Linked DNA regions of Homo sapiens: region 2 is linked to region 1. The links are chromatin contacts, found by Hi-C in ENCODE. All regions are on one chromosome and are shown on one strand. The core of a region is the stretch at or near the end of the contact, and the rest is flanking DNA. Distances in the headings are between cores, read along the strand shown.

Evidence for each region. Hi-C counts contacts between places; a loop is a spot of excess contacts on that map. Pooled maps may share reads with other maps.
Region 2: a loop to region 1 is called in a map of CD8-positive, alpha-beta T cell, with 33 times the contacts of the local background. The contact joins the promoter of CASC2 here to the promoter of GPAM in region 1. A Hi-C loop is called at or near these places in 6 of 168 maps with a recorded cell type or tissue (CD4-positive, alpha-beta T cell, CD4-positive, alpha-beta memory T cell, CD8-positive, alpha-beta T cell and 2 more) and 11 of 50 pooled maps.

Annotation. Positions count from the first base shown.
Region 1 is chr10:112,180,120-112,186,039 of GRCh38, reverse strand. GPAM (glycerol-3-phosphate acyltransferase, mitochondrial) reads left to right here and starts at 2,275. Exons shown (of 22, transcript NM_001244949.2): 1 at 2,275-2,347; 2 at 3,149-3,246; 3 at 4,227-4,357; 4 at 5,445-5,567. The coding sequence starts at 4,256. RefSeq lists a silencer at 2,128-2,357.
Region 2 is chr10:118,044,428-118,049,910 of GRCh38, reverse strand. It overlaps CASC2 (cancer susceptibility 2), which reads right to left and starts at 3,090. Exons shown (of 4, transcript NR_026940.1): 1 at 2,808-3,090; 2 at 294-399. It overlaps RAB11FIP2 (RAB11 family interacting protein 2), which reads left to right and starts at 2,970. Exons shown (of 5, transcript NM_014904.3): 1 at 2,970-4,100. The coding sequence starts at 3,748. RefSeq lists a silencer at 3,043-3,532.

The DNA of each region.
Region 1 (5,920 bases), core at 1,026-3,525:
GTTGAGCTTTTTGGGTTTATAAGTTTATAGTTTTGGTCAAATTTGGAAAGTTTTCATCAATTATTCTTTCAAATGCTTTTTTCTGTCCTCCCTAATCTATTCTCACCTCATATTTCTCATTTTCTTCAGGGACTACAATTGCATGTATACTAGGCTCACTGATACTCTACTTTTACTTTCAGTATTTTTCTTCCCTTAGTGTTTCATTTTGGATAGTTTCTATCACAATGCTTTCAAGTTTTTTTTTGTTTGTTTGTTTTTGTTTTTGAGACAGAGTCTCGCTCTGTCACCCAAGCTGGAGTGCAGTGGCACAATCTTGGCTCACTGCAAGCTCTGCCTCCTGGGTTCACGCCATTCTCCTGCCTCAGCCTCCCGTCAGGTTTTTTACTGTTTCTTTTTTAGTAATGTCTAACCTATTAATCCTGTGTGTGTGTGTGTGTGTGTGTGTGTGTGTGTGTGTGTGTGTGTCTGTGTGTGTGTGTTAGGGTGTTAAAAATCTTAGATGTGGTTTTATTATCTCCTAGATGTTTGGTTTGTGTCTTTTTTTTTTTTAAAGATTTTTCACATCTCTACTTCCCATGCTCAGTTTATTTTTTCTACTTGTTGAAAACATTGAATACAGTCATAATTACTTTCTTAATGTCCTTGTTCTCTTATTTTATCATCTCTGTCATTTCTGGGATGATTTCAATTGGTTGATTTTTTTTTCTCATTTCCTGCTTCTTTTCGCATGCCTGATAATTCTGTTTGGATTCCAGATGTTGCAAATTTTACCTTGTTAGGTGTTGGTTATTTTTAATTTCCTGTAAATATTCTTGTGCTTTGCTCTGGGACACTTTGTTCTCAAAAACGGTTTAATCCTTTGGTGGCTGGCTTTTAAGATTTCTAAGATAGAATCAGAGTAGCTTTTACATTAGAGCTAATTTTGCCCCACTACTGAAGCAAAACCATTTGAGTTGTGAATTATGAGGTTTTCCAGTCGGGGTGCCAGGATCAGGCACTATTTCTGGTCCTGTATAATCACTGGGTATCTTTCTACTCTGCCTTGTGGGAGCAGAATTAATTTCCTACCCTGTGCAAACTTTAGTAATTGCTCTCTCTTTTCTTCATACATGATTATTTCCTGCCCTTAGGTAGCTTCCTCACACACATGCTCTAATCAGCGGAAGACTGGAGTGAGATCTGTTGTAGATCTCCACAGCTCCTTCTTTCTCTGTGTAGCTTTCTCCTTTCTGATATACAACTCACAGTTCCAGCTGCTTTGGCCTCCCTGCTCTCCCAGTTCTATCTCTTCAACTCAGGGAGTCTGCCTAGCTCTTTTTGGCTGCTCCCTCTAGTTAGTAAATCAAGGCAATCATAGGGCTCACCTCATTTGTTTTCCCTCCTCAAGGACCACTGTCCAGCACAACGTTTAAAAGCCATTGTCTTATAAATGCCTGTTTGTTTTTGTTTTTAGTTGTTTTAGGCAGGAGAGTAAATTCAGTCCTGTTGCTCCATCTTAGCTGGCTAGACTGGATTGCTATAAATTTTAAACTATCTAAATAGTTGCATATATTTAGGGGGTACAAATCGATGTTATGACTTATGAATACAATGTGGAATAACTGAATCAAGCTAATTGACATATCCACCTCAAATACTTCTCAGTTTTCATGGTGAGAACTTTTGAAATGTACTCTTAGCGATTTTGAACTGTATAATACATTATTATTTACTATATTCACCATGCTGTGTAACATATAGTCCGAAGGGGGAAAAAAGCCCTTATTTCTCCTAACTGAGGCTTTTTATACTACAAGCCTTATTTGCTTCTTTTCATATCTCATTTTCCTCCTTAAAGGAAAAGGCACTCAGCCACTTTGGTAGAAATTACACAACATGGCCATTTGCAATCCCTGCCTCTCCCATTCGTAGTAAATCCTACATAGTCTTACAGATCTCATAAAAAGTCAGACCACACACATAACCTGATAGCCCACGCGCACATTCCCAACAGAGCCTGGAAGAGGGACAAGCTCCCGGATAAGCTGAATTTACACAAAGCAGAATGAGGTACCCACACACACTCACACACGCATGGCCTAGGCAGGGTAACCATCTGTCCAGGCGCTCACACACTATCTTTAGCCACACACAGGCACGCACACTCGAGTACACACATTACACCCTCGGATCCGCTCACGCTCCCTGAGGCTCGCAGGCCGGGCCCCGCCCCCGGCGCTGGCTAGCCGGCGGCCCCGCGTCAATGCCACGCGCCGGTTGCGTCATCAGGGTGCGCCACTGCAGCTGGCATTGGCCGGGACTGGAAGTGCGGGCTTCTGCAGCAGCCGAAGCTGGAGCTGCTAGGGTGCGAACTGCCAGGGCAGGTGTGGGCTGCGGGAGGCTACTCGGGCCGGGAGCGCCGGGACAAGTGCATGGAGGTGGTGCGACTCCTGCAAGTTGCTGGGGCAGTCGTGTCCCCTATTCCCTGACACCCGAGCTCCGGTCTTCTCCCTGAGAAATCGGTCGGGCTCGTGCAGGGGTGGGGATCAGGATTCATCTCTCCTGGGGAGACTGCGCTGGGGCATGGGTTCCCCTGGGTTGGAAGGAGTCCTTATGGACTCAGTCCCCTAAGTATCTGCACGCGCGGAGGCGCCGCCAGCCAGCCCGCCTGGGTCCCTAGGGAACATTGAGGCAGTAAGGGGTACTCTGAGAGCAGCCGGTATGCTGGAGATAATTAATGACAGCGTTACCATTGATTGGACTGAGCGCTCACTGTGTGTTACACACTGTGGTAGACCCTTTGTTTATATTATTCCGTCCTCTCAACAATCCAGGAGGTTAAGAGCTATCATTCTGCCCATTTTCCAGATGGGAAAACTAAGGCATAGAAGTTAACCAACTTATGGTAATAAAAAATCACACAGATGGTAAGCAGTGGAAGATTTAAACCTCACAGCTGGTCTTCCAGCCTCTGTCCTTTTCAGATCCTCTAGTCAGCTTCTCTCAGCGCATGCTGCTGGCTGGTGCCTCTGGGATATTGCTTCTTTATTACTCCTTGACCTAGAGCGAACTGTGCGGAGGGAGGAAGTGCAAAACGTGGACCTCCTGTTGGCACAAACGAGCCTCTTTGTCCTCTCCTCATCCTCTCTTCACTTCATTTTCTCAGGCAGCAGCGGCTCCCCTGTTGTATGGACATTCTGCACCCGAAACTGATAGCTGAGTCCTGAAGTTTTATGTTATGAAACAGAAGAACTTTCATCCCAGGTGCATTGGTTTATTCTCTCCCCTAGCCTGTTATGTTAGATTGTACTTATGTTAAATTTTTAAGGACATAGGTGGTTATGCCGAGAATAACAGTGACTGTAGCCAACCCATGTGGGGATTGTAAAGAAATTGGAATATGCCTTCCAAAGGAACACTGTTAATCTAGACATGACCTTTCAGGATTTTAAAGGAATAATTTTAGGCCAGGTGAGAAACAGCCAAAAGCAAAAATAATGTGAGGCTAGAGATTATGTTTGAAAGTTTTTATATTTTGGATTAATATCTATTCTAGGAGTTTACTCTTAGTGAATCTTTTTCCTTAGGGTAGAAAAAAGCTTATCGAAAAGGATGAAAACTTATACATCAGATATTTCAAAATAGTGTGCTTTTCTTTCAGAGCTTTGTAGCTTTGTATTACCTTTGTATTAAAAGTGAAAATGTTCTTTTAGGACATCACAAGAAAATTAAGATCTTAATTTAAGTACGGGAACTTAAGGGGTGCCCTAATTGCCTTAATTAAATAAACATGCCTTCCTTCTGCCAGGAACTATTCAATTAACAAAAATGAAATAAGAATAAGCTCTTATTTTCATTTGCAAATGACTATTCATAGCTATTTTGTTTGGATACAATTCATAGCTATTTTGTTTGGATACTATTTTGTTTGCATACTATGTTTTGTTTGGATACTATTCATAGCTATTTTGTGTGGATACAAAGGATACAATGTTGTATCCTTATATATTCAGGAAGTCTTAGAATACAAATGCTGATTTTTTTTTTTTCTAGTCAGGGAAGCCTAACTGTGTTCATATAAACACATCAAAGTCAGTTTTTACCTTGTGACTCAACATGGTAGAAGTCTGTCAGTTCATGTGATATCCCATTGTGGAGCAAAGTAATGTAGAAATCAGAATTTTGAGTTCTAGTATTTACTCTCTCGATTCCTTGTTAATTTAAATGGTACCTATTTTTTATAGCACATGATTTGGGAATTACACTTTGTGACATGGATGAATCTGCACTGACCCTTGGTACAATAGATGTTTCTTATCTGCCACATTCATCAGAATACAGTGTTGGTCGATGTAAGCACACAAGTGAGGAATGGGTAAGTTTAGGATAAGAGTTAAAAGCACTCAGCCTAAAAATGTTCATTTCAATGATGTTTATGAAGGTGCAAATACTGGCAGCAACATAATATCACATCAAGATTAATAGCTACAGAAACTGGTATGTTTATGAAGCCTAATAAAAAATTTTATGGCATTATATTGGGAAGAAAAAATGGTTAGAAAATTTATGTACACTGATTATGTTAGAAAACAAAATAATCATTTTGCATAGGAAAAAAACCCTAGTAGTAGTTTTGGGTCGGTAAGAAATTTTTTTTTCTTTCTTTCTCTTGGTATGTACTTTCCATGAGTTATACTTGAAAAGCATGAATTTTATAATAGAAGTAAACTTTAAAAAATTAGGAACTTATAGTATGAATTCAATCCAAAAGGCGTACATTTTCTTGGATTGTTTTTCCTATTTCAATATAACATGACGTATTTTAAATATCTTAATTGTCTTTATATAAAAAATGGTGGGGTTTTTTTTTTTGCTTAATTTTGAGAATGTTATATCTGTATAACAGAGATGTGAGCAACTGAGCTCAAAGTTAAGCATTTTTAGAATAGAAGAGCAAGGTTTGACCCTAATTGAATAGTATAGCTATAATTTAAGTTCTGGTCTTTAAGTTCCCTTGATAAGATAAAGGAATGTTATATAAGTTTACCTGTTTTTTATTTAAAGTAAAATTATAAAAACTTGCTCACTATGTAAGGCCTTTATAGTTCTGTAGTGCGACTGTGTGATTTAAAAGGGGGTAAGGTTAATTGTTAGACTAGAGATCCAGGAGTCTGAATTGATTTATCTAGCTGTCAGAAGTCTGTTTGACCTTCTACAATTTAGTTTTTAAATTTTTGAATACTGCCTTCAGTGTGTAGCTATTACTATCCTTGGGTGCTCAGCTTTTGCTTATGTGGTAAGCTTTTATCCAAGTGTTGATCATGGAGGGAGTACTTAAATGAAAATCACCCAGAATATGCCATAAGTTTTTCTTCTGTTCAAAATACTTTAGATTTTGAGATCAAGTAGACAAGTATTCTCTTGCCATTTAGAAACTATATTTTTTTCTTAATATTTGTCAGGGTGAGTGTGGCTTTAGACCCACCATCTTCAGATCTGCAACTTTAAAATGGAAAGAAAGCCTAATGAGTCGGAAAAGGCCATTTGTTGGAAGATGTTGTTACTCCTGCACTCCCCAGAGCTGGGTAAGAACCTTACTGCTTATTGACCCTAATACTCAGCATAAAATATTATTTCCAACTTTGTAGTAGGCAGTCTTATTGGACTAAATTCACTTTCAGAACAGAGACCCATGTTTATGAACCAAATATTTCAAGTAAAGATGTTGACACACTTTTTCTTTCCATTTATTTATTCAGTAAATATTGGTCCCATAATTGATACTAGGTAACATTCTAGTTCTTTTGAGGTTTTAGTAGGATTTTAAGGGGGAGAGTAGATCTTACTTTTGGTTAAGTCTTCAAAGGAGTTAGTGGGAACCTTCATGAACTTTTAGGTGTTGAACTTTAGCACTTAACATTAAAATTCTAGCAAGATA
Region 2 (5,483 bases), core at 1,841-4,340, 5.9 Mb before region 1:
GGCATCACAAAATGTATCCACACACTGCCCAATCCCAGAAGAGAAATTGATCAGTCCAGCGATGAAAACAAAACAAAACAATCCCCAAAAATCCCCAAATGCCAGTTCATTGCCATAATAATTTCAAGTCAATTTGCCAAATACTCTTTCACTTTTCAACCGATTACAAGGAGATTGATCTATCTATCTATCTATCTATCTATCTATCTATCTATCTATCTATCATCTATCTATGTATCTCCAATATAACTCTGGGGCTTTGTCATATGTACATATATATGAATTTTACATACCTTTCAGTTGTGTATATATTTGAGGTGTGGTGTGTGTCTGAAGTCTAAAGACTATAATGATACCTTGGGGAAGTTTCTTGTTGTCCTTATGTTTCTGAATCTCCATCTGGAAAATAATTAATATCCATTACATAATGTACATGGGAGCATTAACACGCTTGACCCAGTGGGCTATTTAAACATGAGAGCATTATAATTGTTCTGCAACAGATTTGCAAGATGTGATTTTAGAGATGCCTTTGTCCAAAGGGAAAATCTCCCCCAATGTCTGGAATAGGTCTCCTTATGGGACTTATTCTTTATGGGACTGAAAGGGGCAACATGTAGTAAATATTTTCATCTGTGAAATCCTCTACTCATGGGGAATAAATATTGACTATTTTAACTTTCTGGTCAAAGCATTCTTATTCATTGCTGTAGGCATTGTTAACAGTTTAAAATTAGAATGTTCAGCATTTTCCTTCTAAAATATATTATTTTCCCAAGACTTTGATTTTGGAATTGTACCATACATTTCCGGATGTATCATTAGTCATAGGATAATTTTTTAAAAAGTGACTCTCTTCAATTCTGGTATGTTGTCCTTACACACGCAATCCTTTCCTTTTTAAATTGTTGTCCATGTATATCTTAGAATTAGTCAAAAGAATTTTTAAAACTGTAAAACAATAAACATTTTGGGAGAAGCACTTTGATCCCAGATCTTATGTAATTGTCATTATTTTTCACTATAAGCCAACCATATCTTTGACTCCACTGTCATATTTTTATTCTCTTAATATAATCAAAAAAGGAAAACATTCTATAGGAAGTCATTTCCTTATTATAATGCAATCCCAGATTCTATTTAGCTCATTTGGTTTGTTTGTTTATTTGCTTTCCCCGGGGGCAAAAATATGTTATTTTCTTATTCTGGCTTAAAAAATTTTAAGTCATAATTTCTGATTTCACCAGTAAAACTAAACAATTTTGGCTCTAGCCAGCTGTTGGGAAAACTCAAAAGAAATTTAGGTGCTACAGAAAGAGAGGTTAGTAATTCCAATTGTTCAGCTCTTGCCTTTAGAGTATTCTCTGAGTTGTGTTGGAGTATGTTATTGAGTTGCTGTGAACTACTGCTGCCAACTTCTACCCTAGAGATGGCTATATTTCAGAGATGAGTGAAATTATATTTGTAAACAAGTTTATAATCATTAATAAAGCTTACCAATTTAAGCTCTTCAGAAATACACATCCACTATTATAATTTTCTATTGTTTAATTACAACCTTTAATAGAGACATGAAGACTTTTAAAATGTATAAGAACTCTAAACTTAATTAAATTTGATTTCATGATGTTTATTTGGTTTTTGTAAGTTTCAGGTGTCAAATTATTTCTCCTTAGAGATCCTGGTGAAATTCCACCATTGACTGTTCCAACGTACTGTTTAAAAATCCCTAAGAATATTTTTCTTTAAAGTTGACAACTGTGCACTCTGGGATCCAGATGCTATATTCGCAGTACGATGATTTTGTTCTGTTTTCCACACATGGCCTTTTCATACACTGTCTCCCAGGGATGAAAAATTCTGCCTTGAATGAGAAGTTTTAAACCTTGCTTGAAAATAATAAACACGATACTTTACATGTTTATGGCCATTTAAGTTAAAAAAACGTGCATTTACATGTATCATATTGTTTTACTCTCAAAATTAGTCTTGTAAAGGGAAAAAAGGCATTAAGTAATTCAGTAAATTGTCTGCTGCATGCTAGCCACTATGAAGGGACTGCATGATAGACAAGGCAGTCCCAAAACTTAGAATTTCCTTGGGAAGGTAAGACACGAACAGAATTAACAGCAATGGGGTGGTACATAAGCGTCTCTTCCAATTGAGAAATAGAGGGGCAAAAGGAGATTTATGTGCCGCATTGTGCTAGGAAAGGCACATGTATTATCCCCTGAAACTCGAAACCCGTGTTTGGGGCATGGTCTCCACATGATTTGCACAGTCCACCACAGTGTGAGTCCCCACGGGGGTCCTTTTGACGTCGAGCCCATAGAGTCGTGATGGAGTCTTAGACATGAGGTAGAACTGGCTTTTTTACTCGTGAAAACACTGAGGCTCATGGAGGTGAAATGACTCGGCCAAGGTCACACACACTGATAGCGGCAGAGGCGCGGCCGGAACCAGGTCTTCTGATGCCAGCCCAGTGCCTCCCTACATCTCTACTCCCTGTGGAAACTATTTGCTTCCCTATCGCCCTTCGTCTGGGTGGGGGATGTCATTTTCAGTCAATTTACGGACTTTTCAAAAAGAGAAGGGTGGATAGGAGATTGGAGAAAAGTTTCCTTTCGGTCAGTGAAGAGGCCTGATTCGTTCCAACACCATTTATGGACCTGCTCCTGCCAGGCACTGGGCATCCAGGACACAGCGAACACAGATCCCCTGCCCTCAAAGACGCCCTAGTTAGGGGCGTCTCCGGGTCTTTGATGACCTCCTCTCACGAGCGGTCCCCAGCCCTCCCCAGGGCTCACCTGCCGGCCTCTGCAGGTACCCACGTCCCTAGGACCCGCCACTGGGCCAGGCCCAAGCAGCATCAAGCCCCGGGTCCCCGCCATTGCGCCCGCGTCGCGCGCCTCCAGTCGCCACGGCAACCAGGGAGGTGCTGACCCCTGACCTCGAGGCCCCGCCCCTTCACGTTCCCGAGACCAACATGGAGAAGGCCAACCCGGAAGTGCCGCCGCAGCCGCCCGCCCGGTGTTAGGAGCCGCCGGCCGGGCCAGGCCGAACCAAGCGCCCGCAGCCCTGCAGCCCGCTGCCCGCCCCACGTCCCGCCGGCGCCGGGGCGGCCGCGTTCCCCGCCCTCCCCCACTCCACCCCTGGCTACCCGCTCCCGCCCGAGAGGAGGAGCTGAGGCGAGGGGGAGGAGGAGGAGGGAGAGGTTTGCGAGAGGGAGCGAGGCCGCGTTAGCCGCCGGCGGTTCGTATTACCGGGGTCGGGAGGAGGAGCCGGGCCGAGCCTGCGGACGAACGCCGGGCGGGCGGGAGGCGCGGAGGCAGCGGAGGCTGCTCGGCCGCAAGGAGGCAGGCGGGAGGCCAGGGGTGCAGAATTGGGGCGGGGGCTCCCTTCACCCCCGCAGCCCTCCGCCCGGGTCCGTGTGGCCAGGCCTCACGTGCCCCGCAGGCCTGGGGAAGGTGGAGACAGGGGCGGGGGTCCGCGCAGAGGCCTGCACGGCGCGGCCAGGTGATGGTGGGCCTCTGTGTTTCTCCAGACGAAAGGGGACCCCCGGAGCGGCCGTGCCCCTGGGCTGCCCCCGCGAGGCGTTTTGACATCAGCCATAGGGAAGTCGGGGAGCCCTGAGCCTGCCTGTTTCCGTTAAGTGTCCTTAGGATGCAGTGATTAAGGAATTAGGCTCTCCCTCCGGGAGGGGCACTGCCTGTGCTAGGGAACTCGGGGGCAGAGAAACAGGACAGGATGATGCTGTCCGAGCAAGCCCAAAAGTGGTTTCCAACCCACGTGCAGGTCACAGTGCTCCAAGCCAAAGATCTGAAGCCAAAAGGCAAAAGTGGTACCAATGACACATACACTATAATTCAGCTGGGCAAGGAAAAGTACTCCACCTCTGTAGCTGAGAAAACCCTTGAGCCAGTTTGGAAGGAGGAGGCCTCTTTCGAGCTACCTGGATTGCTAATTCAGGGAAGTCCAGAGAAATACATTCTTTTCCTTATAGTTATGCACAGGTCCCTGGTGGGTCTGGATAAATTTTTAGGGCAGGTGGCAATCAATCTCAATGACATCTTTGAGGACAAACAAAGAAGGAAAACAGAGTAAGTTATGTAATTTATTTTGAATTTGGGGGAGTTTATATCTTATTTATGGTTTTTCTGTTCTTGGAAATTATCCGTATACTTCGGGCGTTGGTTTTTGGATTGAAATATGATCCAGTTTTAAGCACCATATTTGCATGAATCTGAAGTAAAAGTAGCACTCGTGATGAAATATTTTTTAAATGGAATCATTAATGATCCCTTATTCTTTCTGTTAAACATCTGTCAAATAATTGAATATTTTGTGGTGGATTTTAAGTAAGTTAACATTGTTTCAGTATGAGGACTGGATCACAGTATTGACCAACTAGAACTTCATATAAATTGTTATGGATTTTAAACCTTACAATTATCAATGAAATGGAAGATGAGAAATTAAATCTGGCAATGTAATGTTGATGTGTCGCACTTTGTAGCTGTCAAAAGATAAATCACCAGATTTAGAACTCAGTATTTCGTTTCAGCGTTATAAACACAGCTTTTATTTTAGCTCAGCCATTTTTCAGGGTCAGTGTGCCTTGATGGGAGTCTATACCTGTTAGAAAAAAAAAAAGTTTTAAAAGTATGTACAGACATCCTCAACTTCGAATGCACTTACATTTTCCTTTGAATTTGCAATTACATCAGAGTTATTGTATTCAGAATTGATTTTCCAAAGCTATTGTGTTTAGACCATATTAAATGCTGTAGGATGGAGAGAATGATAAATTTTTGTGATGAAATGATTTGATAACATCTTCAGTGGTCTTTTCAGTATGACTTTTGAGCTTGAGTTAGATACATTTTAATTTAAAAAATCATAATATAAATTAACACTAGGATATTGTGTCTTAAATTGAAAAAAAATATGTTTTTAGAGTTAAGTATACTCACCCCTTCCATAAACTTAAAAGGACATTATATTAATGAAATTAGTGAGAGAAAAATACTGGTTGAACTTCTAAGAGGACTTTCCATTTCCAAAATAGTGTTGGTGTTTTGTTCAGTTATAATTGAATTTATTTACTCTTTAAAAAACTTTCTTACAATGATATTTTTCTTGAAGTTTATGTTAATTCTTTACATTTTAAAACGACTCTCTCTTGTTCTTTTCTGTACATTTCTACTCTCAGGCTTCTCTTGATTGGAGTTTTTTTGTTTCATTTTAAATCAGGTCTTAACCTAAGATTTAATATATGTGGAGTAAAAGTGTAGAGAGATCAGAAATACTAGGAATGCAGGAGGAAAAATGGTACCATTTAATTGAGATGAAAATATTTTAGAAGGAGAGAAAAAGTTAAATGTAAAGTTTAATATATATCAGTGATTTGAATAATAAAATTATTTGATACCTAAAGAGTGGCATTCAGTTTCCTCCGAGGGATTCTTTATCAAATTGAAAGT